2 separate regions of the Homo sapiens genome follow, and region 1 is linked to region 2. Evidence: read pairs that join two places in POLR2A ChIA-PET (ENCODE). Cell type or tissue: OCI-LY7. All regions are shown on one strand. Links, peaks and the distances in the headings refer to the core of each region. The heading gives the core; the rest is flanking DNA.

The links. Peaks named below come from ENCODE experiments on the same cell type or tissue, not always from the same donor. Only the 100,000 strongest peaks of a DNase experiment are listed, where the experiment ranks them.
Region 1: POLR2A ChIA-PET joins it to region 2 with 6 read pairs; 2 of 35 experiments call an interaction of 5 or more read pairs at or near these places.

Annotation. Positions count from the first base shown.
Region 1 is chr9:75,508,663-75,524,301 of GRCh38, forward strand. No RefSeq gene overlaps it. Among named protein-coding and RNA genes, the nearest start is that of PCSK5, 370 kb to the right of the region's middle. In OCI-LY7, for the core only: no CTCF peak of the experiment used is centred there; no DNase peak of the experiment used is centred there.
Region 2 is chr9:75,869,239-75,884,877 of GRCh38, forward strand. It overlaps LOC105376091 (a long non-coding RNA gene), which reads left to right. Exons shown (of 3, transcript XR_929952.2): 3 at 10,003-10,284. Among named protein-coding and RNA genes, the nearest start is that of PCSK5, 14 kb to the right of the region's middle. RefSeq lists a silencer at 8,627-8,676. In OCI-LY7, for the core only: no CTCF peak of the experiment used is centred there; a DNase peak (open chromatin) is centred at 8,703.

The DNA.
Region 1 (15,639 bases), core at 4,327-9,326, 360 kb before region 2:
AAAGTTTAACCATGCTTTGCGTGGTTCTTAGGTGATGTTTACTGTCACAGTGTATGCAAAGTAAGAATATTGAAATAGAATTTCAGGGCTATAGCTTTCAAGGAGACGTCAAACCTAGGAACGGTGGCCATGGATGTGCCAAGGAAGACTGAGAGCCTGGCATTTAATGTTTATGGGTAAAAAATCAAGTTTTTATGTTTTCTCAATCATGAGTTTAATCGTTGTCATGTCTTGCTTAGGGTTAAGAAGGATTCTCATTAATTTGTACAGGAACAAAAAAGAAAAACAGCACATAATTAAGCTGATTTGCACTTAAAGATGTTCTGGAAGAATAATTTGGTGTGGAGGGATTATTAGACTCACACATCTAGAATATATGATCTGTATCAACCCAGTTGTAAACGTTTGTCTTAGCTGAGCTCTTTCTCTGGTTGATTTTGCATCGCAAATCCTGTTCCACTTGTCAATTGGAAGTAGATTTGTGTTTTATCTTCTAATCTGAGTTCAAATAAACTGTGTACTTAAAGGGAATAATATTGTAAAACTCCCCCAGATTTCAGCAGGGAAAGGAAGGTTCTCTAATCCATTTAGCCACAGTCTCTTCCTGGTATTTCATAGCCTGTAAAAGGGAAGCCGAGTACTAAAGTAGATTGAGTATTCTTTTGGATTAGTCATAGGTTCTTCTAAAACAACGTTTAGTTCCATTGACCCATCAATCTATGCATTTTTTTAGTAATCCATTTATTCAGTTAATTTATTTAAGAAACCACAAGCTTCCTTGTTATATCTCCTTCCAAAGATTTTGAAGCTGGTGGCTACCAAGTAAAAGAAGCCAATATAAGCACAGTTTATGCACCAAATCCTCAAATATTTATATTCCTTTCTTTGGGGAGAAACTGGGATATCAAGTGTTCATTCTCCTTACCTTCTGAAAGTAGAGAATTTTGGCAGTTTTTTTTCCCTCTAATACAGTCATGTTTTACAATGATTTTCAATTAATCAAATTAGACAGGAAACAAAAAACGAACATTTGTTGAATTCCTACTTTGTGCTATGTATGTTCATATACACATTTTTAAAAAATATTATTTACCTTTCCACTTTAAAATAAAGTTATTTCAAACCTAAAGAAATGTTACAAGAATAGTACAGAGAACTCCCTAAGTCCCTTTACCCAGATTCACCTAATATGCCAGATTTGCTTTATAATTTTTTCTGTCTTTCACTCAGTCTCATATCATTTTTTTTTCTGTACTATTGGAAAGTGGGGCACATGCCTAATAATCATTTGATCTTCAATAGTTCTTCAATGTGTTTTTCTTAAAAACAAGGATATTTTCTTACATCTCCACAGTGTAGTTATATTCAGGAAATTTGACATTGGTACAATATTTTTATCTAATTTACAGTCCAGATTCTCATTTTTATAAATTGTCCCTATAATGTCTTTTGTAGCATCTTTATTCTTTCAGCCCAGGATCTACCGCTACACTCAATGGCTAAGTCTCTTTCATCTTCCTTATCAGGAACAATTCTTTAGTCTTTGTTTTGTTTTAGCTTTCATGACTTTGATATATTTTAAGAATATAGGCCACTTGTTTTGTTTTGGTAGAAAAAATATTTTGTAGAAATTTTTCCATTGGGTTTTTCCGTTTGTTTGTTTGTTTGTTGGTATTTCCTCATGCTTAGATTTCAAGTCTGTATCCCTAATTAGAATATTACAATAGTTTATATGTCCTTAACAGGGCATCATGTCTGGATGTACATCATATCCATATGTACCTCATTAGAGATGCTAATTTTGATCACCAAGCTAAGATATTTCATGTTTTTCCACTGTGAAATTAACATTTCTTTCCATTCTTAAATATAACAAGAAATTTTGAGGGAGACACTTAAGGCAATGAAAATCATCAGAGTCCAACTCCAGCAGATTTGGCACCCACTGATGATTCTTGCCTAAACCGGTTCTAACTCCAATGGTTGCAAATAGTGATTTTCCAACTCATGCTCCATACACACTTACCAGTTGGAATTCTACTGGAAGAAAGAGCCCCTCCTTTGCCACTAAGAATATTTATTTATTATCAGTCTGAACTCATGAATTCATACCTTATTCATTGCATCATAACCCATTACTACTTAATTGTTCTAGATTTGACCAGTAGGAGCATCTTCAAGCTAGCTCTGTGTGTTGTTTTTTTTTTTTTTTGAAGTACATTTAAAAACACTTTTAATTTTAGAATAATTTTACAGAAAAGTTGTAAAGATGACACAGAGAATTCCTGCATACCCTGCACACATTTCTCCCTATTATTGACATCTAACTATGGCCCATTTGTAATAACTAAGGAAACAACATTGGCACATTACTGTTATTAACTAAACTCCACACTTTATCCAAATTTCACTAGTTTTTTCCTAATGTCCTTTTTCTGTTCCAGGATCCTATTCAGAATACACATTATGTTTAGCTGTCATGACTCCTAGCCTCTTTTGGTCTGTGACAGTCTATCAGGCTTTCCTTGTTTTTGATAATGACAGTTTTGAAGAGTACTTACCTGTGTCTTTTTAACATGCCCAATTACTTTTTTTTCTTTTTTTTTTTTTTTTACTACTTCCTTACTTTCTGGCACAAGAAGATGTTTCAGGCTCATTTTATTACCTCTCTACTTTAGTTCTGGAATTTGCTATTTCTTCAAAAAGCCCTTGGTCCCTTTAATGGAAAGTGGCATTTAGAAACTAATATGTGGGCACCAAATAGGCTTATTGATACCGAGGTGCCAAGCGTCATTGATTCTAGGCATTTCAGCAAAGAAAATTAGGATATATAGATATAGATATAGATATAGATTTCTACGGATACCTACAGCATTAGCCCAACTCCGTCAAGGCTCTTTTTTTGCCTTGCTCCCTTTCACCTTGTTGTCTCCATCTTCTGCAGTGAAACAGCACTTCCAACAGCATCAATACTTTCTCAACCATTTGTTCACTTGCTTAATTCCACTATACACATAAATTGGTTTCAAAATGTTTACACCAACATCACTACAAAATAACAAACCTACACAAGAGTCCAGGATTTGTTTGCAATGTTCTTTTCTTCCTAGACAGAAGGTGTACAGTCATATTCTTCATTTCAATGGGTACTTTAATGAATTCTTTCTTGGCCCTTTCAGTGAACTTATGTTATTCATTTGAATTGCAGATAGGCTCATCTGATACTGTTTGCAATCAGTTTTAGGTTTTTTCCTCCCTAACTCTGTGGATTTCATTAATTAATTAATTACTTTTTACTTTCTAAAGGAGGAACCAACAAATTTTTTTCTGTAGATTTCCAGATGGTAAATATTTTAGACTTTGTGGACCACGCAGTCTCTATTCTACTACTCAACTCTGCTGGTTTACCAATAAACCAGCAAAACCTTATTTACAGAAACAGGCAGCAGGCTGCATTTTGTCTGCAGGCCATTGTTTGCTGACACCTGTTCTAGAACACTAAAATGCCTCTCAAAATCAAAACTATTTATAAAAGGTATATTCATAGAAATGTAACTTCTTCTACTGTCTCCTCCACATTACAGCTTATTGTATTTTCCAAAGATGATCACAACATCTTCCCTCCTCATGGTCTTCTGCAACTTTGCTATTGTCTCATCAAGAGGCAGAGTCTATATCTCTACCCTCTGGAATCTAGGTTGGCCCTATGACTGCTTTGACCAAAAAATGTGGTGGAAATGATGCTGTGTCAGTTTTGGTATTCTGTTTCCTGCCCCTTAGAATGTATATTTGGGGAGCAGACATCATCATGTAATAAGCCCTCAGCCTTATTACCTAAGCCACATGTAATAACCTTAACTTCTTTGGGACCTCCATATTGTGAGGGAGACCAAACTGATGATGTAAAGAGAAAACAATGCTGCCAGCTATTTGTGCCATCCACTTCCAGGTGCCAGACATGTGAGTGAAGAAGCCATCTTGGACACACCCACTCCAGGAGATGCCACTCGACCCAGGCACACTGCCTCAGTTGAGTTGTCCCAGCCCTCTAGCCATTCAAACCACCCCAGTTGAGGCTTCAGATACTATGCAGTGAAGAGCTGTTGCCCACTATGCCCTGCCAGAATTCATGACTTGTCAAATCACATAGTTGTTGAATGACTGTACCAGTTTTGGGATAATTTGTTAAACACTAAGATAACCCAGAACACATCCTTTTCTCCCTACCATCACCACCACCATTGTATTAGTTTTCTAGGGCTGCTGTAACAAAGTACCAAAAATTAAGTGGCTTAAACAACAGAAATTTATTGTTTCACAGTTTTGGGGGCTAGACGTCCAAAATAAAGGTGTCTGTAGGGTTGGTTTCTCCTTAGGGCTGTGAGAAAAGGATGTTTTAGGCCTTTCTCCTTGGCTAGTAGATGGCCATCTTCTCCCTGCCTCTTCCAGTCACCTTCCTTCTTCATATGTCTCTGTGTTCAAGCTTCCCCTTTTCATGATGACACAAGTCATAATGAATTGGGTCCCTTTCTAATGACCTCATTTTAAAACTGATTACATCTTTAAAGACCCTATCTCCACATAAGGTCACATTTCGAGGTAGTAAGTGTTAGGACTTTAACATATGAATTTTGAAGGAACACAATTTACCTCAAAACAATCATTCCTGTAGGTAGTCAATTTCATTTATTTTTTGTTTAATCTCCCTGTGTTGCCTTCCTGCAAAAACTAAGCAGATTTATAATTTTTTCCTCTTTCTCTTCTGTAATTTTTTTCCACTTTGCTGTTTTTTTTAAATTTAACAATATAGCCAAGAAAACACCCCATATCAATTTGTAGAGATTTTTCTCATTTTTTTTGTAGCTACATAGTATATCAATGTGTATATAAACCATGGTTTATTCAACCCATCTTTAGGTATCTAGGTATGTTCCAATATTTTGCAATTACAAATAATGCTGTGATGAATAGCCATGTGCTTATGTATTTTCATTTTGTTTGAAGTGTATCTTCAGAGTAAATTCCAAAAAGTAGAATTGCTGAGTCAAAAGATAAATGTGTATATAGTTATGTAGATATTGTCAAATTCTCTTCATAGAAATTGTGTAATTTTCTATTTCTATCAACAATTAATGTATTAAAGTTCATGTTTATCCATGGCCTCTCCAATAGAATACATTGCCAATATGTTTAATCTTTGCCAATCTCTTAGGTGAGAAATGTTATCTGAGTACAGTTTGAATTTGAATTTCTCTGAGTGAAATTGAGTATCTTTTCATATGTTTAAAAGTCATTTTATATGTATATGTCTGTATATGTCTTTTGTCTACGTTTACATAATTTTAAAATCTATTTCCTCTTAATTTTTATATATTAGGGGTATTATTTCTTTATATGTTTCAATTATTTCCTCTAAATTTGTTATTTTATTTTTTATTTTGCTTGTAGTGAGTTTTTTTGCCATAAATGAAAAAATTATGTAGTTAAATTTGTTATCTTTCATTGCATCTGCATTTAGAATCATAGAAAGTGTTTTCCTATACCAAACCCATGGAGGAATCCATTTTTGTTTTCTTCTATTACTTATATAGTTTTTTTGTTTTTTAAACATTCAGATCTTTGAACTATTTGGATTTTAATCTTGCATATGATGTGAGGAATGGATTTAACTGTATCTTTTGCAAATAGCTATCCAATTGTCCCAGCACTATATTTTTGTTTTTTTAGGGATAGGATCTCACTGTATCATCCAGGATGGAGTGCAGGGGTATGATCATAGCTGACTGCAGCCTTGAACTCCTGGGCTCAAGAGATGCTCCTGCCTCAGCCTTCCAGGTAGCTATGACTACAGGTGCATACCACCACATCTGGCTAACTAATTTTCTTCTTTTTAATTTTTATAGAGACTGGGGTCTCACTTTGTGACCCAGGCTGGTCTCAAACTCGTGGCTTCAAGCAATCCTCCTCTTTGGCCTTCCAAAGTGCTGGGATTATAGGCATAAGCCACTGTACCGAGCCCCAACACCATTTTTAAAAAGGCTCAGTGTTATGAAATCTCACTTTCATCATACACTGGATTTCCATAAAATGCTGATTCTACTTTTAGACTTTCTTTTTTATTCCATTGGTCTGGTTATCTCTCTGTGTATCATTACACTGTTTTAATTACTGTGGCTTTGTGACATTTTAATATCTGGTAGAGCTAGGCCCCTTTCATAGCTCTTTTTCTTCCCAGCATTTTCCCAATTATATTCTTGCATATTTATTATTTGATGTGGACTTAATTATCAAGTTGTTCCACACTAGAAAAAAGCTTTTTGGTATTTTAACTCAGGGAGAATTTATATCTTGATGATGTTGAACTGTCCAAAATAAAACAACATGAGGAGGAAGTATTTCATAGTTTATACAGATTTTGAACATGATTTGTTAAGTTTATTTCTAAGGTTTTTTTGTGGTTTATTTTTTAAGTTCATTTTGCTGCTATTGGTAAATTGTGCTTCCGTTAGTCCTATTTAGATATTATTTGTGTATGTGTATACTATTGGTTTTTTATATTAATTTTATATTTTGCTTTTATTGTTTGAATTAGTTTTACATTAATTATCTAGGGTTTTCCAGGTGTATTATCATGTCATCTACAAATATAGATAATATATTTCCTTTCATGGCTCAAGTTATTTTTTGTCTAGTTGCATTAATTAATAATTCTAATATGATGTTAAATAACCATGCAGTTAGCATGGATCTTTGCCTTGTCCCTGACCTTGGTGGGAATGTTTCTAGTGTTTCTCTATTAAGTAATATTCTTGCTTCATGGCATATATGCATGTATGTATGTAAATGGATAGGTAGACATAGGTATGTGTATGTAGATATTTATGTGTGTGTGTGTGTATATATATATATATATGTATATTTGTAATTATTCTGAGCTTGATTTTAGTACTTTAGGACCTGAGTTTTCCTTCAGTTGCTTCTTAGAGCACAGCTCTCTCTCTGGCTGCACTATCCATATTTATTGCTGTAGGTTGTTGCTACAAATGGCTGCTGCTCAATGTTTAATATAAATTATCAAAGGTATGAAGGAGAAAAATGACTTAGTCTTGTGAGTGTACATCTTCAACTATTTACCCTAATGACTGCCTTGGAATTTTCTCTATTCTCTTGTCTCCATTTATTTTGGGCTAAGATTTCCCTCAAGCCTCTCTTACCTTCATGTTTTTTTTCCCTCTAAGCTGATTTAAAGCACTCTAAGCTATTTTTGTTTCTTTTTATACCTGATCTTGGCTATCTTTCAGGAATTCCTTCCCCTTTTTCTTTTGTTTTCCTGAATAGTCGCAAATTTATTTTATCATTTTTCAATACCCTTTTTGCCATTTTGTGGGATTTAGGTAAGAGGAAGTGTTTACCTGCCATTTTGATTTAATGTCCTGTTTAAACTTTTCATGTAGGTGAACTAGTTCAGTCCTATTTGCCCAGGACTTTTCTGGGTATAGCACTGAAAGTCTTGTCTCCCAGAGAACCTTTCAGTCCCTGTAAAATAGAGGAGTTGGTCACCTTATTTTCTGAGACAGTGGGAAATTTAGTTTAACTTTCTACATCTAGGTGGTTGGTCCAACAGTATCTTCTCCTACATACTCATGAATGGACAACTCAAATAACTAATGTGATAAGAATGGTGAAAATGTTTTGAGTTTTGCTGGGAGAGGAGGAATAAAAATATATAAGAAGAGTATAGATATCCAAGAAAGATAATATTGGTATGAGGTTCAAAGAAGCTATAATAGAACTATTGCCATTAGGCCATTCAGGCAGAAGGGGAACTTCAGTGTCACTTCTCATACAAATACTGAGAAAAAAATGAGATGCATTGCTGTCCCCCCATCTCCTCCCTGCCACCACACCTATCATATCCTCTATTTCAGTAATTGATTAGTTGACCCTAGGTCCACAATTTTACCATGTTATGTATCAAGGCATATATTTCTTCTACCTGTGTCAAAGCAAGGGTCTTACAACATATTTGCAGGTATGAAACCTATGGCACTTGGAAGAATCTCATATGTGCACATACTCATATATGCATTGTCAGCCTATTAATGCTATGGAAAAGTTTTACTTGCTCTAGGCAACAAAAGTAACTCACATAATTGTGAATCAAGATAGACAAAAGCAAGAAGGTTGCCATCAATATGCAAATTAGGAATTAACTCCTTTCTATCCAGTGTTCATTTTGCCCTGCAGAATTAAGTTAGTTATATGGTCTCAGTGTATGGCCTGCAGATTTTCTAGACCAATCATGATTCAAATATTTTATTTCACTGTCTACATGACTGACATTGATCTGCCCCATATTTTGGGTTTGAAAATATGGAGACTGTGACTAACTTAAATGTTAAACTACCACTGATCAGTGGTAAAATTTTGAACCACACAAAATGTGTTGGCGGCTATTCCCTACTGTCTTAGCATGTTCTCCTTCTTAACTCCAATGTCTTCCTTCTCATTTGCTTAACCCATGTCACAGTCATCCCTGTCTCCCTTCACCCTGATGTCTTGTCCATGAAGCACTGTCTTCTTTGCTAATGTCAATGTCAGATGATAAGACTTAAAAAACCACCTAGGAGTTCTCACAGGTAATAATGATTTTGAGAAGTAAAAGAAACCAACCAAACAAAGAAACAAACCAAACAAACTTCAGGATTTCTGGGTTCCACCTGGAAGGATGGGAGTTATGTGTTTATAGCCACAGTAGACACTGCACCAAAGCCTGCCGTGGTGGTTATACAGCTTATAGACTGTGATGTAAATTTGCCCATACAGGGATTTCTAGTGGCTGGACTTTTGTCTAAGCTGGATCAATTTGGAAAATAAACCAAGAAGGTGTTTCAGGGAAGTATTTCCGGGCAGGGGAACCCAAAATGTGGTCAAGATGAATGAGTAAATCAAATCAGAGGGTAATATCAGGAGAATTAAGAATTGGCCCAGGTAAGGTGCAAACACAGGTTGGAGGGTAGTTCCAAGTTTAGTTTATGAAGAATGTGTATGAAGATGAGGTGTGCCCTGAGCCATAATGCAGTATAATGTAAAAAAAGCTTGCCTACGGCATAATTCTGTGGAGTGATGCAAATCACTCCTGCAATTAGTGAGACAAATACTTCCAGATTAGGGTCCCAGCAAAAGTTACAATTTGTCAGCTCTTATCATAACATTGGTACTAAAATTAAAGTGTTCTAATTTTCTTACCAAATGTAAAAGTGATCAATGAAATGAAAAGTTTTGCAGTGGCTACTGTAATAGTAAGTGACAATGATAAGTGCTTAGAGTAACAGCAAGTTAACAATTAAATTTATGCTTATAGCTCAATCTCTAAAGATATGAAAACGTTGACTGGAAGTTAGAATATATCCAAAATGACATTTAAGATGAAAGTTTATATGCCGGTGAAAATATATTACTAGAAACACATAACTTCTCTGTGCCAGCACTGTTCCAAGCACTGTATAGTAAGCACTCAGTTAATGTCATCAATAGGTTCTCAGAAACTGTGACTTTGAGGGAAATTATGTATAGGGAAATCAATTTTACCATAGGCTAATTGATATAAACAAAAGTTAAGCTCATATAGTGTATTTCTGGTCACACATGCATCATCAAATTTGTAAATAAAGACCCAAAACACTTCTAATCTTAAACATTGAAATAAATGTGAGTATACACACATTTCAGAAAGATTAATGAAAACAAGTAAGATAATTATTTATGGCCAGGCATGGTGGCTCATGCCTGTAATCCCAGCACTTTGGGTGGCCAAGGCAGGTGGATCACAAGGTCAGGAGATTGAGACCATCCTGGCTAAAACGGTGAAACCCCATCTCTACTAAAAAAAAAAAAAAATACAAAAAATTAGCCGGGCGTGGTGGCGGGCACCTGTAGTCCCAGCTACTCGGGAGGCTGAAGCAGGAGAATGGCAACCCAGGAGGCAGAGCTTGCAGTGAGCTGAGATTGCGCCACTGCACTCCAACCTGGACACAGAATGAGACTCTGTCTCAAAAAAAAAAAAAAAAGATAATTATTTACGCAGTAATTTTAGTTCAGGGTGTCAGGTAGCCAGAACCTATCCCTGCAGCTCAGGGCCACAGACAGGGACGACTCTGGACAGGACATGCTCACACACAAAATCACGCTCACTCACGCAGGGACCATGTAGCCAATGAATCTAACTTGCACATCTTTTGGGATGTGGGAGGAAACCAGAGTACATGGTCAGCACCCATGTGGACATGGGAAGAACACACAGACTCCACGCAGACATGGGAAGGACACACAGACTCCATGCGGACATGGGAAGGACACACAGACTCCACGCTGACATGGGAAGGACACACAGACTCCACACAGACATGGGAAGGACACACAGACTCCACACAGACATGGGAAGGACACACAGACTCCACGTGGACATGGGAAGGACACACAGACTCCACGCTGACATGGGAAGGACACACAGACTCCATGCAGACATGGGAATGACACACAGACTCCACACAGACATGGGAAGGACACACAGACTCCATGCAGACATTGGAAGGACACACAGACTCCACGCGGACATGGGGAGGACACACAGACTCCAAGCGGACATGGGAAGGACACACAGACTCCACGCGGACATGGGAAGGACACACAGACTCCACGCAGACATGGGAAGGACACACAGACTCCACGCGGACATTGGAAGGACACACAGACTCCACGCGGACATTGGAAGGACACACAGACTCCACGCGGGCATGGGGAGGACACACAGACTCCGAGCAGACATGGGAAGGACACACAGACTCCACGCGGACATGGGAAGGACACACTGACTCCATGCGGACATGGGAAGGACACATAGACTCCACACAGACATGGGAAGCACATGCAGACACCACACAGACAGTGGCCCTGACTGCGTGAAATTTTTTTTCTGAATTCCAAGGGAATCCATTTTTTTCCCTCATCAATGTTATAACAAAATGAAGCTAAACAAAATGACCTTATTTGAGAACTTTCTGTGTGTACATCGACAGATTTTACTCTTTTATTCAGGGAAAGCATAAAGATTCGATTCAGAGAATGAAAAATAATATAATGAAATGACTTGACAAAGTAAAGTTTTATAACTAACAAAGGAGAATCTCAGAGCACAAGTACACTTTGTGGCACCAGATGTGTCCAGGAATGTTTATGGGGGTGCCTTCTAAGTAGCGAGTGAGACAGAAAAGCTAATAATTCAATACTACATGATGAATGCTGTGTCAGGCTGGGTAAGAGGACAGAGCCTGGGGAGTGACTAACTCCGCATGGGCAGGGAGGGGAAAGCCTTAAAGAGAAAATGACATCTGAAAAGACAGTGATTAAAAATTGAGACTTCTTTAGTTCTTTTGAGCTTTGTATAAAGAAACTTCTTAAGAAAATGGAATCTTTTAAGGGTAGTCCTTTGAAATAGGACTACGTATTTGAAACCAATTTTCCCTGAGCCACATGTCCAAATCAAATGATGACTTTCATTGTCTGAGTAAGACATGATGTCCTCTTGATACTTAGTGGTCACTGCTATTCGGCTAATCTCTCGTTTTTGTTTTTTTGAGACAGGGTCTTGCTCTATTACTAGGGCTGGTGTCCAGTGGCCCAATCATGGCTCACTGCAGCCTCCACCTCCAGGGCTCAAGTGATTCTCCTGCCTCAGCCTCCCAAGCAGCTGGGACTATGGGCAAACACCACCACACCTGGCTCTTTTTAAAATTTTTTGTAGAGACAGGGTTTTGCCATGCTGCTCAGGCTGGTCTCAAACTTCTGGGCTCAAGTGATCCTCCCGCCTCAGCCTTCCAAAGTGCTCTGATTACAGGCATGAGCCACCATGCCCAGCCCTATTCAACTGATCTCTACGAGCCTGCCAAAATCTATTCCTGCCACTGAAGTCACATTCTTACCAAAGTCACTTCTCTTGGTTCTTAAACTTTATTTGGCAACTGTACTTAGCAAATTATATAATTTGATTAAATATTTATATTTATGCTAATTGTACTTATGTAATTAGGAACTTAATTAAATGTTAAATAAGTCAATGAAATGTGAGTTTAAAAAGGTTATTATTCCTTTGAAAATATAATTGAAGCTTTGGAAGACTGTATAAAGTCTAGTCACAATAATAAAATTCTGTTGAATTATATGTGGACAACTATAGAAGTTTGGGAAGGGGATTATAAAACTAGAAGGATTTTGAACTCAGACTGCACTAATATTATATATAAGTGTTCACAAGCATCTTCTCTAAAGTGTCTTGCATCACTTTAAAGAAACCCGAGCTCGAAATCATAGATTATGCATCATGGATGTGATTTATGCAAGACAGATATGGAACTCCAATCAGAGTTTTGATGCACAAAGAAGAGGAAGAATGTAGCTGTATATCTAATGATTGCCAATGAATGTAGACTTATATACTTTAAGTTCAAAATAAAAAAATGTATAGTATTTATGTATTTTAATAATACACCACATGTTGTGGCTTGCTCCTGTAGCCACAGCTACACTCAGGAGGCTGAGGTGGGAAGATCACTTGAGCCCAGGAGTTGGAGGCTGCAATGAGCTACGATTGTGCCACTGCACTTTAGCCTGGGTAATAGAGCAAGAACCTATCTCTAAAAACAAAACAAAACAAAACAAAGCAATATAATTAAATAAAAATAATTTCCAGTTTAAAACTTTCTTTTTCTTAAGCAGCTAACAAATGGATCTAATTGCATTTGAAAAAAGACCATGTACGGTACCACAAAAACCACTTATTTTTCTTCTTTAATCACGGGTGGCATCATAGTAAATACAAGCATCTGGTATGAAAAGGTATGGACATGTTTTTGCTGGTGAGTGAAAACTGATGATTAAGAAATCTGTGGAAAATCAAACTTCTGTTTCTGTCAAGACATACTCTTTTCAAACATCAACTTCCTGAAAGTTGCCAGTAATGCACTAGGGTTTATGAGGGCAGAGCTGGCTTCGTGGACATGTGACCTGTGCAGTTGCACAGGGCTTTGTACTCAGAAGGACCCTCGACTTGGTTTAAAGCTTTTCTATCACTATCTTGAAATTCTTTTTTTTTTTTTTTTTTTTTTTTTTTTTGAGACGGAGTCTCGCTCTGTCTCCCAGGCTGGAGTGCAGTGGCGGGATCTCGGCTCACTGCAAGCTCCGCATCCCGGGTTCACGCCATTCTCCTGCCTCAGCCTCCCAAGTAGCTGGGACTACAGGCGCCCGCCACTACGCCCGGCTAATTTTTTGTATTTTTAGTAGAGACGGGGTTTCACCGTTTTTAGCCGGGATGGTCTCGATCTCCTGACCTCGTGATCCGCCCGCCTTGGCCTCCCAAAGTGCTGGGATTACAGGTGTGAGCCACCGCGCCCGGCCGAAATTCTTATTAACCTTATCTTCGTGTTTTGTGAATGAAGTCTGGTGGGACAATGGAGCATGTACTTGAGCAGAGGAGATGCCTGTGATATGCAGTTTGATAATTCCTAGCTACCTTATTTTAACATAGTATATCCGCTATGCCTCAGGAGTGTGGAATTCGGGTGGATCCACAGTGCATGGGAGTTCAGTGAGCCTAAAAGTGAGTACCAGCTGAGTGCATTAAACATACCTATGACTCAGTGAGTAGGGACAAAAGGCCACACTTTGCTTTCTGTTAGAACCAGAACTTGCTTTGAATATAATGGCATTCTAAGAAAGAAGTCCCAAAGAACCATGTGGAAGGCAGGATGATGGGATGATGACCTCCCCCTTCCAAAGATGCCTACATCCTCATAACTGGAAACTTGAATATCTTAGGTTATATATGGCACAAGGGAATTAAGGTTACACCACAGATTTAAGAATGCTAATCGGCTGACTTTTTTTTTTTTTTTTTTTTTTTTTTTTTTTTTTTTTGAGACGAAGTCTTGCTCTTTCGCCCAGGCTGCAGTGCAGTGGAGCTATCTCGGCTCACTGCAAGCTCTGCCTCCCGGGTTCAGGCCATTCTCCTGCCTCATCCTCCGGAGTAGCTGGGACTACAGGCGCCCGCCAGTGCACCCGGCTAAATTTTTGTATTTTTAGTAGAGATGGGGTTTCACCGTGTTAGCCAGGCTAATCAGCTGACTTTGAGATTGGAAGGTTACCTTGGATTATCTGACCATACACAATGTAAATCACAAATGTCCTTAAGGAATGAAGGCAGAAGAGAAATAACTGAATAGGTGGCAGCCAGAGTGGAACTTGGCCTGATGGTGTTGGCTTTGAAGATGCAGGAAGGAATCACAAACCACACAGTGGTGGCCTCTAAAAGCTGGAGAATGAAAGGGAATGGATTCTTCCCTGGAGCCTCTAGAAAGAATGCAGCTTGCTGACACCTTGCATTGAGCCCAGTGAAACTCATTCAGACTTCTGATCTCTAGAACTCTAAGATAATGCATTTGTGTTATTTTGAGCCAATAAGTTGGGGTAATTTGATACAGCAGCCATAGGAAACACATGTAAACCTTATAATATCTTTGCTTACTCATGCTACCTTCCTCTGTTAGCCAACTACTTGTTCTGAAAATGATGACACAGAAAATTAAAGGTAGGACAACCAGTAGTTCTTTTAATTTCAGTGCTTCCTTCCTCATTAATAAGCTGAAGTTAGTGTTCACAGAATTCAATTATATCAAGAAGTAAAGTAAAAAGAGTTGCATTACTTTTGTGAAGCATTTCTACTGTTCTGGTGAGAATGGGATATATATGCATGTATGAGCTATGGAATATAGGTGGTACAATTTTGGTGATTCTGTATATGAGATAAATGCTCTTGTGTTTGCATTTAAAGCTAGAATTGCAAAATATAAAGATGAGTGGCAAGATTTGTGCTAAAACTTGAAATTCAATATTTACTTAGAACATTAAATGGTGATATGGTTTGACTCTGTGTCCCCACCCAAATCTCATCTTGAATTGTACTCCCATAATTCTTCCCATGTGTTGTGGGAGGGAACTGGTGGGAGATAATTTGAATCATGGGGGTGGTTTTCCCCATACTGTTCTCATGGTAGTAAATGAGTCTCATGAGATCTGATGATTTTATCAGGGATTTCCAATTTTGCATCTTTCTCATTTTCTCTTGCTGCTGCTATGTAAGAAGTGCTGTTCACCTCCCACCATGATTCTGAGGCCTCCCCAGCCATGTGGAACTGTAAGTCCAATTAAACCTCTTTTTCTTCCCAGTCTCAGGTATGTCTTTACCAGCAGTGTGAAAACTGACTAATATAGTAAATTGGTACCAGTAAAGTGGGGCATTGCTGAAAAGATACCCGAAAATGTGGAATATTGGAACTGGGTAACAGGCAGAGTTTGGAATAGTTTGGAGGATTTCAGAAGAAGACAGGAAAATTGGGGAAGTTTGGAACCTCCTAGAGACTTATTGAATGGGTTTGACTGAAAGCCTGATAGCAATATGGACAATAAAGTTCAGGCTGAGGTAGTCTCAGATGGAGATGAGGAATTTGTTGGGAACTGGAGCAAAGATGACTCTTGTTATGCTTGTTATGTTTTAGCAAAGAGACTGGCGGCATTTTGCCCCTGCCC
Region 2 (15,639 bases), core at 6,718-11,717:
GATTCAGGTGTGAAAAAAAAGCCTACAGAAGCTCAAAGAATGAGTGCCTTGGTCCTGAAAGGGTGAAGGGGGAGTATCTGGCCAGCACACCACAGCATCTCGTTGCAAAATGTCCTCTTCTCATTTCTCAATACTCATGACATCTTTCTGTGGTTGAGATTGCTGTCTTACAGCTTTTAGGGTATTTGTCTACAAAAGCAGAATCATTTGGGGCAACTCTTAAAACGTCTATACCCAGTTCCTACTTTCTGATTGAATTGATGTTAATGGTTAGCCAGGGTTGAGCACTCTAGGCCTAATCAAGCAGTTATTCTTAAATCTGAAGGGCAATAATGTCCCTTAACATGTGGGTGCAGTGTCTCAGGATTACATTTGGCTGGCATGGGACAAGACCGTGAGCTATGAATTCCAGCCACCACTGCTCCAAAGGGATTAATTAGAGATGTCTAAGGTGTGTAGGGGAATGAAACAGCCAACATAAACATATACGCTACCACCTCAGTCATGCTGCCATCTCCCAGGACTTTGCAGATGAGTTTTATTGGCCAGATTTTAAACGTTTGAAGCTTATAGTTTGTTTCTTTTTCTTTCTGAAGCCCATAGTTTGTTTCTCTTTCTTTTTATTTTTGGTTAAATGTCTGCCTTTGGATCCTTGTATAAAGGAGACTTTTATCCATCTAGCTCTTGTAATCCCACCAGTTTTGGCTGAAGTACAGTAGTAGTTAGACTTTCATAGCAGAACAAACTATACATGAAGCCTGGTTCAAATCGTATGCCCCTAAACATAACAGTTGTGCTATAAAAATCCACCAATGTCCACCCTTTTCTAAGATGCTAACATTATAAAGTCAATGTTCTTTGGTTGTGTGTTTTTATTTTCCATTTTGTGATTGTGTATGTGTATTTACTTTGTATTATGAAAGTTCTCAAATATACCACAATTTAGAGAGAATAGTACATTTATCTCCTCCTTGTTCATAACCTAACTTCACCAATTATCAATATGTGGCCAATTTTTTTCATCAGTACCTATAATTTCTGTCACTATCCCCCCAAAGAAGCTGGAATATATTGAGGCAAACCCTGGGTATATCATTCCATTCATAAGTACTTCAGAAGACACATGCATTTTAATCTCTGTCAATATTACTAATCGATGAGCATATTTCCTGGCATTGAAATGATATGAACTATCACTCCATACCAGAAATGGTAGACTACAGTATTTTTCATTCAATAAGCAGATATTAGGTACCCAACTCATGTTTGCTGCTTAGGATAGAAAATAGAATTAGACATGGTATTTGTTTTCGAGAGTTTTAAGTTCAGTATGTGTGTGTGTAGGTAGGTAGGTAGGTAGGTAGGTAGATGAAAGAGGCAGGAAGGAAAAGCATAGAGTTGGCTACAGTGCAGTTTGTGACTGTTGTGGGCAAGGGTGGCATATGCTTTGGGAAACACCTTTTGCCAGAGCAGATACCCTGAGCTGAATTTTGAAGATTCATCACCAAATGATGATGTGGAGGTTGAAGTATATTCCAGGCAATGAGAAGAACCCTATGAAGCTCCTAATCTCTAAAGCATGTTAAATGCCTATATGCTCATTGGTTGAAATTGCTCTATTCAGTTAGCTGTCCTAAGGGGGGCCATGTAGCATCACTTCTGACGCCTAATTACAGTCAGCCACTCTGATTCCCAGACAGAATTTCCAAAATGAATTGAGTCACAAAGTAATAGCAGGTCTACTCATCTGTACCTCTTTGACAGCCTGCACCAACTCTTATGTCTTAGATTCATAGCCCAGATAGAAAAATTCTCAGTAGATACTGTGTAGAAGGGGTATAGGTATGAGAATCTGGGCAAATCAGAAGGCATGTTCTACCAAGGGTAACTCAGTATCATAGTCTCTGCACAATATAATGCAATGGATCTATTAGACTATTTGTGTTACTACATAAAAAAGTAGATAAATGATAGAGATAGCACACTAACACAATCAGTTAGATTAACCAAAAGTTGAGTTTTTTTTCTTTTGACATGGAATCCAATTAAAAGCCTTTAGAATATTTGCAGGGAGAAAGTAAAGTAACACTTGCTACTTGATGGTATTCAGAGGTATTTTGGTGTATAATATTTCGTAGACTAAGATATTAATAAAAATAACATTTGCGTGTAATTTTATTACAAAACTGTGTGAAGTAACATGCTAAATCCCTCTTCATAACTTTTTTAATCTTCACAATATATTTATAAGTACATCCTAGAATTACACTCATTTTAAAAATAGAGATGGACAGAAAAAAGTTAAGGAATTTATGTAAGATCACACAAAAAGCAGTAAATCTTGAATTTGAGCCTAGCAGTGTTATTTCCGTGTTCATGGTGTGAATACTATGCAATATACGTTCATTATAGTGTTTTTTACAATAATGTGATTTTCATGTAGAGTGGATTATCTCAAAAGTTATACAAGGAAATTTCAGGAAACCTATTAAGTCATTCTGGAACTTTATGAAACTTACTCTGTGAAAATCATTTAACTCTGCTATCTTATGACCAAAAGGTGGGCCTCTTTCTAGATGCTGATACAGCATTATCTGTAATATGTACTCCAATTGTAAGCTGTTTATATTTCCAATAATGGAGTAATGGTTATACAGTCATACACTACATAATGATATTTCTGTCAACGACAGCCCACATATGCGACAGTGGTTCCATAAGATTATAATGGAGCTGAAAAATTCCTATTGCCTAGTGACATCATGGCCTTGGCAACGTCGTAGCTCAATGCATTACCTTTTCTATGTTTAGATATGTCAATGCTATAAATAAAAATATAAAATATATACATAAACATTGTGTTTCAATTGCCTACAGTATTCAGTATAGTAACATGCTGTACAGATTTGTAGCCTAGGAGCAGTTGGCTGTGTCTAGGTGTGTAGTAGAGTAGGCTGTACCATCTAGGTTTGTGGAAATGCACTCTGTGATGTTCACACAATGACAAAATTGCCTAATGATGCATTTCTCAGAATGTATCACTGTCATTAAGTGATACGTGACTGTATATGTGTGTATATATAATGAATTTGTATGTGTGTATAGTACATTCATATGATAGACTCTTTTGCAGCCATGAAAACACATACTTAGAAATAAGTAGGAAAATAGAAATAATATATTTGAAATATATAAGTGAGCATAACTAAAATATTAGAATAGAATAAAACTATATGCATGTATATATGTGCATATGTATGTACATACAGACATACACGTATATATGTATGCATGTTTATGTATATATTTTATATTTTTATTTATGTATTTATACATATAAATATATAGATAGATATAATTTGTATAATGCCAACAGAGAGAAAGAGAATTAAAAAAAAAATACACCAAGATGGTGAGTAGAGTTTTGTTATTTGGGAGATTATGAAATATTTTTATTTATATTATTGTTTTCCACAATAAACTTGTACTGTTCCAATCAGAAAATGATTTTTTAAAGTACATCTATCTTTCTTGAGCAATACCCACAAGCATAGGCCACCAAAGCAAAAATGGACCAACGGGATCACATCAAGTTAAAAAGCTTCTAAACAGTAAAGGAAACAGTCGACAAAGTGAAGAGACACCGTACAGAATGGGAGAAAATATTTGCAAATGATCCCTCTCACAAGGGATTAACAACCAGAATATTAAGGAGCTCAAACAACTCTATAAGAAAAACATTGAATAATCCAATCAAAAATAGGCAAAAGATCTGAATAGACATTTCTCAGAAGAAGACATACAAATGGCAACAGGCATATGAAAAGGTGCTGAACATCACTGATCATCAGAGAACTGCAAATCAAAACTACAATGAGATATCATCTTACCTCAGTTAAAATGGCTTTTATCCAAAAGACAGGCAGTAACAAATGCTGGTGAGGATGTGGAAGAAAGAGAACCTTTGTACACTGTTGGTGGGAAAGTAAATGAGTACAACCACTATGAAGAGCAGTTTGGAGGTTCCTCAAAAAACTAAAAATGGAGGCACCATATGATCCAGCAATCCCACTGCTGGGTATATACTCAAAAGTAGGGAAAACAATATATTAAAGAGATATCTGCACTCCTGTGTTTGTTACAGCACTATTCACAATAGCTAACATTTGGAACAACATAAGTGTCCGTCAACAGATGAATGGATAAAGAAAATGTGGTGCATATACACGCTGGAGTACTATTCAGCCATAAAAAGAATGAGATCCGGTCATTTGTAACAACATAGATGGAACTGGTGGCCATTATGTTAAGTGAAATAAGCCAGGCACAGAAAGACAAACATTGCATGTTTTCACTTATTTGTGGGATCTAAAAACCAGAACAGTTGAAAACATGGACATAGAGAGTAGAAGGATAGTTACCAGAGGCTGGGAAGGGTAGTCGGGGGCTGGAGGTGAGGATGGTTAATGGGTGTATTAGTCCATTTTCACACTGCTATGAAGAGATACCTGAGACTGAGCAATTTGTAAAGAAAACAGATTTAATTGGCTCATAGTTCTGCAGGTTGTACAGAAAGCATAGTGGCAACCTGCTTAGCGAAGGGGGAGCAGGCCCATGACATGGCCAGAGCAGGAGGAAGAGAGAGCAAAGGGGGAAGTGCCACACAGTTTTAAATAACCAGATTTTGCAAGAACTCACTGTCAGGAGGACAGTACCAAGGTGGGTGGTGCTAAGCCATTCCTGAGAAATCTCCCCTCATGATCTAATCACCTCCCACCAGGCCCCACCTCCAACACTGGGGATTACAATTCAGTAGGTGATTTGGATGAGGACACAAATCCAAACCATATCAATGGGTACAAAAAAAAATAGAATAAATAAGGCCTACTATTTGATAGGATAACAGGGCAACTACAGTCAATACTAACTTAATTCTACATTTTAAAATAACTAAAAGAGTGTACTTGGATTGTTTGTAACCCAAAGGATAAGTGCTTGAAAGGATGGATATCCCATTCTCCATGATGTGATTATTTCACATTGCCTGCCTATATCAAAGCATCTCATGTACCCCATAAAGATATATACCTACTATGTGCCCACAGGCATTAAAAATAAAAAAAGATTTAGGATAAATAAAAGTATAGAAAAAAATTAGGAAAATAAAGTACATCTATCTCTACTTTTGAGGTAATTAAATTTTTGATTGAAGAATGTGTCATCAGTGTAAAAGAATCATGCATTCTTACAAATTGTACTTGTGTTCCAGTGCTACTGTTATTCCATTTGTAGGTTGGGAGGAAAATTTTATGTTCAAATGCTGTGATAAGCATTTCTAGTCTTGTCTTTACTTTGACCCATTTCTAAATGCTTTTAACAAAAAATAATGATATGCCTTCACATATAATGCCTTTCTTCAAGCTCCTGAAGGTCTTTTCTTAATTGATATGTATCTGATACCATTAAGCAAAATGGTCTTTTTAATTTTTTTTTTTTTATGAAGTCTTGCTCTGTTGCCCAGGCTGGAGTGCAAGGACAATATCTCAGCTCATTGCAGCATCTGCCTCACAGGTTCAAGCGATTCTTCTGCCTCAGCCTCCTGAGTAGCTGGGACTAATTTTTGCATTTTTAGTAGAGATGATGTTTCACCGTATTGACCAGGTTGGTCTCGAACTCCTGACCTCGTGATCCGCCCACCTCGGTCTCCCAACGTGCTGGGATTGCAGGTGTGAGCCACCGCACCCAGCCGCAAAATGGTCATTTAGTCCACATTTGCAGAAATATATATATTAAGGTAAGACAGGAGTAGAGATTGCAATGTATTCTGTACTAAATTATCTGCTGTGGTGCAGTGTTACGCAGATTTCTTCAATTTTGCATGGAGTCATACTGTCTTCATGCATACTTCAGTCTCAGAACTGTCTTTTCTTTAAATAATGCAGTGAAAAAATTAAATAATTAAAGTTGCAGGCAAGAAGTATCAAAGACTTTAAACAGAAAAAAAGGGGAAGAGTAAAAGAAGAGAAATGAACACTTTAGTCGTCTCCTATTTAAAGAGAAAACCTCATGAATGAAACCTGAAGGGATGGGAGCAATGGCCATTCTTTGTCAGAAGGGAAATTGGTGATCTTCGTTGACTGTCTCATTTGAGTAGCACCTCTGGTATTATCAACTAGATTGCAGTGTTTCAAGCAAATTTTAAGTTATAAAACTGTCGTTCAGAATGCCTAAATTTATTGGAAACATACTCCTGATCTCTGGTTACTATAGAAGCTTAAAGCTGCATTTTGGAGAACCTCTTGGCAGACAATGTCAGACAAAAATCTTTGCATGGAAGGCTTATAGTAATAGCATTTTCCTGCTCAAGCCAATATATTGACGACTAGGAGATTATTTTGAATGGATTTTAAACATCTCAGGGAACAGAGCAACCTCTCCAGGTCCCTTTCAACTGTTCTCTAATCAACAGTCCAAACCTTCACACCATGCTCAGAATTGACTTCTAAGCTTAAGGGAAAACACAAAGTCATAAAGATTCTCTCTGGTTGAAGAGGGATTCCTTGGTACTTTTCAACCTGGAAAGTTGGAGAATGGTTTGTTAAATTAAGTTTAGCCTAATTCTGCATCCTTATATATTTTAGGTTTGGCCTAAAGGTTTCTGCATACATAGTGAACTGTCAACTAACTGGATGTGTAAACAGGCTGCAACCTACTCTTGTAACAAGTAGCTGAGTCTCAGCCAGTCATGGCAGCCAGTTTCGGTCAATCACGAGCAGCCAACTGTTCAAACCTATTCAAGGAAAGCAAACACTGAGCTGTAGGCAATCCAGTTGTTTCTGTACCTCACTTCCATTTTCTATACATCACTTTCCTTTTCTGTCCATAAATCCTATCCAACCGGCTGGGTGCAATGGCTTACACCCATAATCCCAGCACTTTGGGAGGCTGAGGCGGGTGCATCACCTGAGGTAGGGGGTTTGAGGCCAGCCTGACAAACATGGAGAAATCCTGTCTCTACTAAAAATACAAAAAATTAGCCAGGTGTGGTGGAGTGTGCCTGTAATCCCAGCTACTCAGGAGGCTGAGGCAGGAGAATCGCTTGAACCCGGGAGGCGGAGGTTGTGGTGAGCCAAGATCGCACATTGCACTCCAGCCTGGGAACAAGAGTGAAACTCTGTCTCAAAAAATAAAAATGAAAATAAAAATAAAAATAAATCCTATCCAACCAGTGTGGCAGTCCCGGAGTCCCTCCCAATCTATTCTGGTTTTGGGGACTGCCCAATTTGAGAATCATTCTTTGTTCAGTTAAACTCTGTTACATTTAATTTGTCTAAAGTTTTACTTTTAGTTTAAAGTTATAAAAAGGGCTGGGCACAGTGGCTCACGCTTGTATTCCCGGCATTTTGGGAGGCCAAGATGGGAGGATCACTTGAGCCCAGGAGTTGAAGACCAGCCTGGCCAACATGGCAAAACCCCATCTCTACAAAAAATACAAAAATTCGCTGTGTGTGGTGGCGCATGCCTGTGGTCCCAGCTACTTGAGAGGCTGAGGTGGGAGGATTGCTTGAGCCCAGGAGGCTGAGGCTGTGGTGAGCTAAAATCGTGCCATTGCACTCCAGCCTGGGCAACAGAGCAAGACCCTATCTCAAAAAAAATAAATTAAAAATAAAGGTATAAAAAGTACCTAAAATCTCAAGATTCTTAATAAAGGGCACTGAGAAGTCTACCAAGTATTAGAATCATGATATTTTCACTCTATTCAAACTCAGCTCCCAGCCCATTCTTTCAAGTTTATCTCAAGCTCTATTTCCTCCATGAAATTGCCTAGACCACTCCAGCAGCACTACATCGCTTCACCTCTCTCTTAATGTCAGCACTTGACGTTAACAGTTAAACAAATTAGATACAGTCATGCATCGCTTAATGACAGGGATACAGTCTATAAAATGCATATTTAGGCTATGTTGTCATCACATGGACATCATAAAGTGTACTTACACAAATCTAGATGGTATAGCCTACTACACACCTAGGTTATATGGTATTCTAGGCCACACACCTGTACAGCATGTTACTGTACTGTGTACTGTAGGCAATTGGAACACAATTGTGTATTTGTGTATCTAAACATAAAAAAGGGTTGGGTGCAGTGGCTCACGCCTGTAATCCCAGCACTTTGGGAAGCTGAGGTGGGCGGATTGCCGAAGCTGAGGTGGGCGGATTGCCTAAGCTTAGGCATTTGAGACCAGCTTGGGCAATATGGCAAAACCCCATCTCTTAAAAAATATATATATATATAAAAAGCCGGGTGTGATGGCTCACACCTGTAATCCCAGAACTTTGGGAGGCCAAGGCGGGCGGATCACCTGAGGTCGGGAATTCAAGACCAGCCTGACCAACATGGAGAGACTTCATCTCTACTAAGAATACAAAATTAGCCAGGCCTGGTGGCAGGTGCCTGTAATCCCAGCTACTCGGGAGGCTGAGGCAGGAGAATCGCTTGAACCCAGGAGGCGGAGGTTATGGTGAGCCGAGATCGCACCATTGCACTCCAGCCTGGGCAACAAGAGTAAAACTCCGTCTCTAAATAAATAAATAAAAATAAAATCAAATCAAAATTAGCCGGGTGTGGTGGCACGAGCCTATAGCCCCAGCTGTTTGGGGGGTTGAGGCAGGAGAATCACTCAAGCAAGTCCAAGAAGTCAAGCTTGTGGTGAGCCAGGTTTGCACCACTGCACTCCAGCCTGACTGACGGAGCAAGACCTCATCTCTGAAAAAAAAAAAAAAAAAAAGGCCAGGCACAGTGGCTCACTCCTGTAATCCCACCAAGCACCTTTGGGAGTCTGAGGCAGGTGGATCATGAGGTCAGGAGTTCGAAACCAGTCTGGCCAACATGGTGAAACCCCATCGCTACTAAAAATACAAAAATTAGCTAATTAGCTAAAACCCCATTGCTACTAAAAATACAAAAATTAGCTAATTAGCTAACATTCATTTTCATCCTACAAATGTCTGGGTGCATTGGCATGCGCCTGTAGTCCCAGCTACTCGGGAGGCTGAGTCAGGAGAATCGCTTGAACCTGGGAGGTGGAAATTGCAGTGAACTGAGATCATGCCACTGCATTCCAGCCTGGGTGACAGAAGGAGACTCTGAAAAAAAAAAAAAAACCCACAAACATACAAAAGGTACAATTAAAATATGGTACTATAATCTTATGGGATCTCCATCGTATATATGGTCCATTGTTGACATCCTGATGTGGCACATGACTGTAAAAATCAATTCAAGGGTTTCACCCAATAGCTTAAAGCTTTGTGAAAAATGTGAATTTTATATTAGTCATTGATCATAGCACCCAGCTAGTATTGGCTGACTGACTGACAGATGGATAGACAGATGGATGGGTGGACAGATGGAGGCAGCAAGATTAGCAGACAGGGCCGTAGATTCAGGGAACGTGGTCAGGGCTGAGACAAGATGTGATTCAGTTCACAATATTTATTGGCCCACTTCACTTGTTTAAATTACCTGTCTGGTCTCTCTAGAATTTGAGGCTGCAAACTATTATCTAATTTTTGGAACCTGAGAGACCTGAAGGTTTTGAATTCATCCTAAGGAAAAAAAATTAAAACACACACAACCTTTACTCATGAAGACATTCTCTGCTGTATTATATACACAATAATAAATTGGAAACAATTTACATATCTTACAATAGAGTTTAGTAAATTATGATACATCAACCCAATGGCGTATGGTCATCAAAATGATAATTACAAAGACCATGGAGACATATTTATAGCATATATTACTTCAAAAATGCAGAATATAAAAGTGTATCTGTGGTAAGTTTATAACTTAATAAATATATGTTTGTTTTCAGACCAATACTAGAAAAGAGTACATATATATGAAAATCGTTATTTTTCAGCAGTGAAAAGAAATATCACTACATTTCTCCTTTTCTCAAACTGTTTTAATTTTTTTATTATTCATTCCAGTGAAGATCAGAGTGTTGAAAGACAACCTGTGATGAATATACAGATGGATAGAAAACTTGGAGCAACGGAAGTGTTGGAAGAAAAATGGGGCTAATGTAGGCTAAAGAAATTAAATTTGCCATAAATCTTCCGTTAAAGCTTCTAAACCATAATGAATTTTCCTTGTGGCATCTGCCACCTGAATCCTTCCATTTATGTCTGCATGAACCTTTTTCTGTGTGTCTCAAAGTTCTACCGACTATTATGTGTGTTGGGGATGTGCCTGTGTGTGCCTGAGTTTGTGTGTGTGTGTGTGTGTGTGTGTGTGTGTGTGGTAGTGGTGGTGGTGGTGGAGATGGTGGGGAGGATCCAATTCTTAAAATGCACCTTTTGTCATCATGTAAGAATAGCTCTGATAATAGAAACCACTCATAAAATAAACATGTTACTGGGAATCTTAAGAGAATTCTTTGTAAGAGTGTCTATTGTAATGAATTCCAACAGACTTTGCTATTGTTTCTCATAAAGCTACTGGAATTTCATCACAATCAGCATATTGCAATTAATTGCATCCACAGTTTGTCGGACCTGGATAATTAGCAAGTGAAAAGAAAACCTCTGAATTCGGTCAGGACAGGAGAAAAGCATTTTAGACACAATGAATCAAACATTCACTTTCATCCTACAAATGTCTGGGTAGTGTTGATTTGGATATTCGTCTAGGGACAGAGCTGAGGAATGACTGAACTTTGAGGTGAAGAGAGATGAGAGGAGGAGGTGAAAAGTAACTGCTGCTCGCTGACAGACCCAGGAAGCCCTGAAGAAAGGCTCTCAGCTTTGAATCCTCCAGTCCTTCCTCCTCAATTGACACTGTAAGAACTTTCCAGAATGAATGATTGGCATATGCGCAGGGATAAAACAAAACCACATATCTTCAGCTGGGTGCGGTGGCTCACACCTGTAATACCAGCACTTTGAGAGACAGAGGTGGGTGAATCACCTGAGGCTAGGAGTTCGAGACCAGCCTGGCCAACATGGTGAAACCCGTTGCTACTGAAAATACAAAAATTAGCTGGGCATGGTGGTGTGTACCTGTAATCCCAGCTACTCAGGAGGCTGAGGCAGGAGAATCGTTCCAACCTGGGAGGCGGAGATCGCAGTGAACAAAGATCATGCCACTGCACTCCAGCCTGAGTGACAGAGTGAAATTCCGTCTCAAAAAAAAAAAAAAAAAAAAAAAAAGTACGTATTTTCAGGGGCTTATCTTTGCAGAGACTTTGTTGTAACTCTGGAATGGTGGAATAGTACAAATATAGGCTTCAGAAAACTTGAGTTCCAGTTCAAGCCCCATCACTCACTACTGGTGTGCAGCTGAACGAATCATTTCACTGTCGACTTCTCATATTTGTAACCTGATATTGATAGCTATGACAGTGTTAAAATAATCACAATGTCTCTACTTATTTGGCATGTCACTGTGAGAAGTAAATATGATGAAAAGCTGAAAGTATTTTGTAAAGTCTATATAAATGCTGTATCAGTGCTCTGTCAGTGTTAGTCATCAAGATCACTCTGGGTCATTATTTAACCAATCAGTGTGACAGGGTTTACTTTCGCCCTTCCTATGCAGATTCATCAATTTCCTCTTTTCATTTGATCCAGATGTTTTCAGGGAAATTTACTTTGAATTTGTAGAAAGGAAAAGGCCTGTTCCCACCCAGACTCCATTTAGCAGAGAGTTTATCATTAAACATGCAGAGAACATGACTAACACAGGAGAATTGCTGCATTCTAGGCCCAATGTAAGTAAAAGAGCTATTGGATAATAGAATATTGATCAGATAATTTGTTTCAGAGTCATTAGTTTCCACACGTAGCTGAACCACTTCTGGAACCTCACATCTCTCAAATCATGAGAATCAATCTGCTAAACCCGGAGCTCCCCACACATACACTTGAGCAGAAAAAGTGTTTTCTAAAGTGTCCAGGGTATTAAATATAAAATCAATTTTTTCATTTAGCCAATGCTGTGGCCTTAAGTATATCACTGACCTTTAGGTGGTCAGCTTTTTACCTGTAAGTGTAACTTTTCTTTTCTATCAAGCATCTAGCATCTAGCTCCTTTGAGCCTAGAAGTCTCAACTACTGTCATCCCTTAAGATTTTATTTTCTAATAATTCATAGCCCAGTTTTATAGAATGTCATGGTTTTTCATTGCTGACATTTACTACAAAATTCTTTTCATTTTTTATTTTGCTGCCAAAATGTGAACATGCAAATATCCTATGAATTTGCCAACTTGTATCTGTATGGACACACAAAAAAATGTACGACAAAGACTAGAATAAGAAATGATTAATGATACTGAATATATTGCCTGTTCTTTCCACATAGCATTCAATCTATGCTCACCTTTTATAGTTCAATATGCTGCCAGATCTCAAAACAATGCTCTAATTATTTTTAAATAAATAAAGAACCGTACTAGAGAAAGATGTTCTCCTCACTCAAACCCTAACTATGAGGCACAGTATGTTCATAGAACTTGGTCTCATTTTCTCAGAGAAGGCAATATTTAGCATTCATACAACAAATGTGTGTTATAGTATTATTTAGCACTTCTGCAACATAGGCTTTCACTGTTCATATCTGGAGAAAATTGAAGAGGAGCTTGCCTTAAGTTCTCCAGTGATTTAGTAGACTTAGTTGCTGAATTTCTGGAAAAGCTAACTAAGTCATAGGATTTAAAAGGGTAGCATTTGCCAGAGTTCAAACTGGGGTCTGTGTTTTCTTTATGCAGTATCTGTTTTTGAGACATCACAGGGAACTTGTAAACACAGAGCCAGGGAAGTCTTACGCTTTTTAAATTTGAAAGCTTCTAAGCTTTCTGCTGAACTGTATTCCACCAATCTTTAGAAAAATAAAATTTTATTGATAAATTATTTCTACGTGTAGGGTAACCTTTTTGAAAATAGAACATTGCTGCCACTCTAGATACATAATACAGAAGGATATTTGCTGCTCATTGGTATAAGTTGAACCTGAACTCATTTTCTTCCAGGAAAATGATTGCAGTGAGGTCTGGCTCTGAAAAGTCTTACTGATAAACACCTTTATCATGAATTGAAAGGTTAAGAGTTACAGAAGATGTCTGGTTTTTTATTTTTATTTTTGGTGTGTGTGTGTGTGTGTGTGTGTGTGTGTGTGTGTTTTCACATACAGACCATCCCTGACTTACAATGGTTTGACTCATGGTTTTTTGACTTTACGAGTGTGTGAAACCATCATAATTTTGAGGCAACGTACAGTATTCAACATGTTCCATGAGATATTCTCTACTTTATTATAAAATAGGCTTTGTGTTAGATGATTATGTTCAACTGTAGACTAATGTTAGTGTTCTGATCAGATTTAAGGTAGGCTAGACTAAGCCATGATATTTTAAAGTTTAGGGGTATTAAATGCAGTTGTGATTTATGGTATTTTCAACTTACAATGGGTTTATTGGGATGTAAACCCATCATAAATTGGGGATCATCTGTATTACTAAAATCTGAAGCAGGGGCAGGGAAGATTGGTAGAGAGATGCCTAAACAATAGCTGCACAATGGCCGTGTAATAACTACATTTTGAATACACCATCGGAAGAATGAAGTTATGTCACACACAGGACGCAGTAGGTGATCTAGACACATAGCTTCTGGAAACAATGGAATGTAATAAATGAAAGGATGTGCTTACACAGGGTATTTTCAAAATAATTTTATTATAATTTATCTTGCTTCATATTGACAAGTAAAATCATACTGAATATGTTTTGATTTAGAAAGCCTCATTGGGAATCAATGAATTAGATCTAGTCCTTGGAATCAAAAAAGTTTTTTTTGTTGTTGTTGTCGTTTTGGGATGGAGTCTCGCCCTGTCACCTAGGCTGGAGTGCAGTGGAGCAATCTTGGCTCACTGCAACCTCCGCCTCTGGGTTCAAGTGATTCTTGTGCCTCAGCCTCCCGAGTAGCTGGGACTACAGGTATATGCCACCATGCCTGGCTAATTTTTGTATTTTTAGTAGAGATGGGGTTTCACCACATTGGCCAGGCTGGTCTCAAACTCCTGACCGTAGGTGATCCGCCCACCTCGGCCTCCCAAAGTGCTGGAATTACAGGCGTAAGCCACCACGCCTGACCTCAAAAAAGATTTTAATTATGAAAACCCATTTAGCTTTGTCTTCCTAAGTAAGATGAAGTTGCTGCATCATTACTTATTAATCGCCTGATTCCTTGAGGGGATCTTAAGAATACAAGAGCCAATAAAATGTTTGGAGAAAAGGGTCCAAAGACATTACAAAAAGAGCAAGCCTTGACTCTTGGGGATAGGCTGCTGCCATTGGCATAGCACCCATTCTTTTTAGTGGGTGAAGCTCAAAGACTCAAGCCTATTCCTTTGATTTCTGCCATCCTTTCCCTACCTGCTATCTTTCTGAACTAAAGTCCAAGGTGGACCAGGGGTAGGAAGGGAACCACTTTCATTCATCATATCCATCTTGAAGAAGACACTGATCTGGGACTGGAAGTAGAAGCTAGAAGGTAAGAGACAGTTGGTGTGTCACTTCCTTCCTATATATCTAAAGGAAATCACCTACAACCTTCACACTTCAGTTTTAACTGAAAAGCTTTCTGGGCCAGGTGTGGTGGCTCACACCTGTAATCCTAGCACTATGGGAGGCTGAGGCGGGCGTATCACCTGAGGTCAAGAGTTCAAGACCAGCCTGGACAACATGGTGAAATCCTGTCTCTACTAAAAGACAAAAATTAGCCAGGTATGATGGCGGGTGCCTGTAATCCCAGCTACTTGGGAGGCTGAGACATGAGAATCGCTTGAACCCGGGAGATGGTGGTTGTGGTGAGCCGAGATTGCGCCACTGCACTCTAGCCTGGGTAGCTGAGCGAGACTCCATTTCAAAAGAAAAGAAAAGAAAAGCTTTTTGGGAACCAGTTTGTTATTTTAGGATTTAAATGTCCACAAAGGGAAGCCAACTGTGTCAAATTAAGCCAACTTCAAACAGGTCAAAGAAGGAGCTAAAGTTTCTTGAAACTGATAGACTGTTACTCACTTATTAGTGTCCCATTTTATCAATATTATACAATACTTTAAATGTAGTACCAAACCCTGAATCAACTCTTGTCCTAGAAGCTCGTGTGTCATGGATCATGGTTTTAAGTGGTAGTGGTTAAACATCTAAAGAATTGAAATGTTAAATCAAGTTTCCATTCTCCTGACTGTATTTTATTAACTCACATAAGTAAATTGGATTACTGTTAATCCTTGTTTCATAGCACACAGTCATCTTTGATCCATGTAGCTCTTCCTTTGTTTTATTTGTTCATGTATTTGTTAAGTTACTTTTCCCTGATAGGATTACTGACCTCCAAATTGACTTTCTATTGGCCTCAGTATTTTTATCTATTAAACAAGGAAGTTAGATTATATGATATATTTGGTCTCTTTCTGCTTTGATGCTCTATGAATAACATTAAGACCTGTTTGGCCCAGAGTCTGGCATATAATTAGTGCTTAATAAGTGGTAGTTAATACTTTACAGTAGACCTTTAAACAATGCAGGGGCTAGGGGTACCCTCACTCCCTGAAGTTGAAAATCTT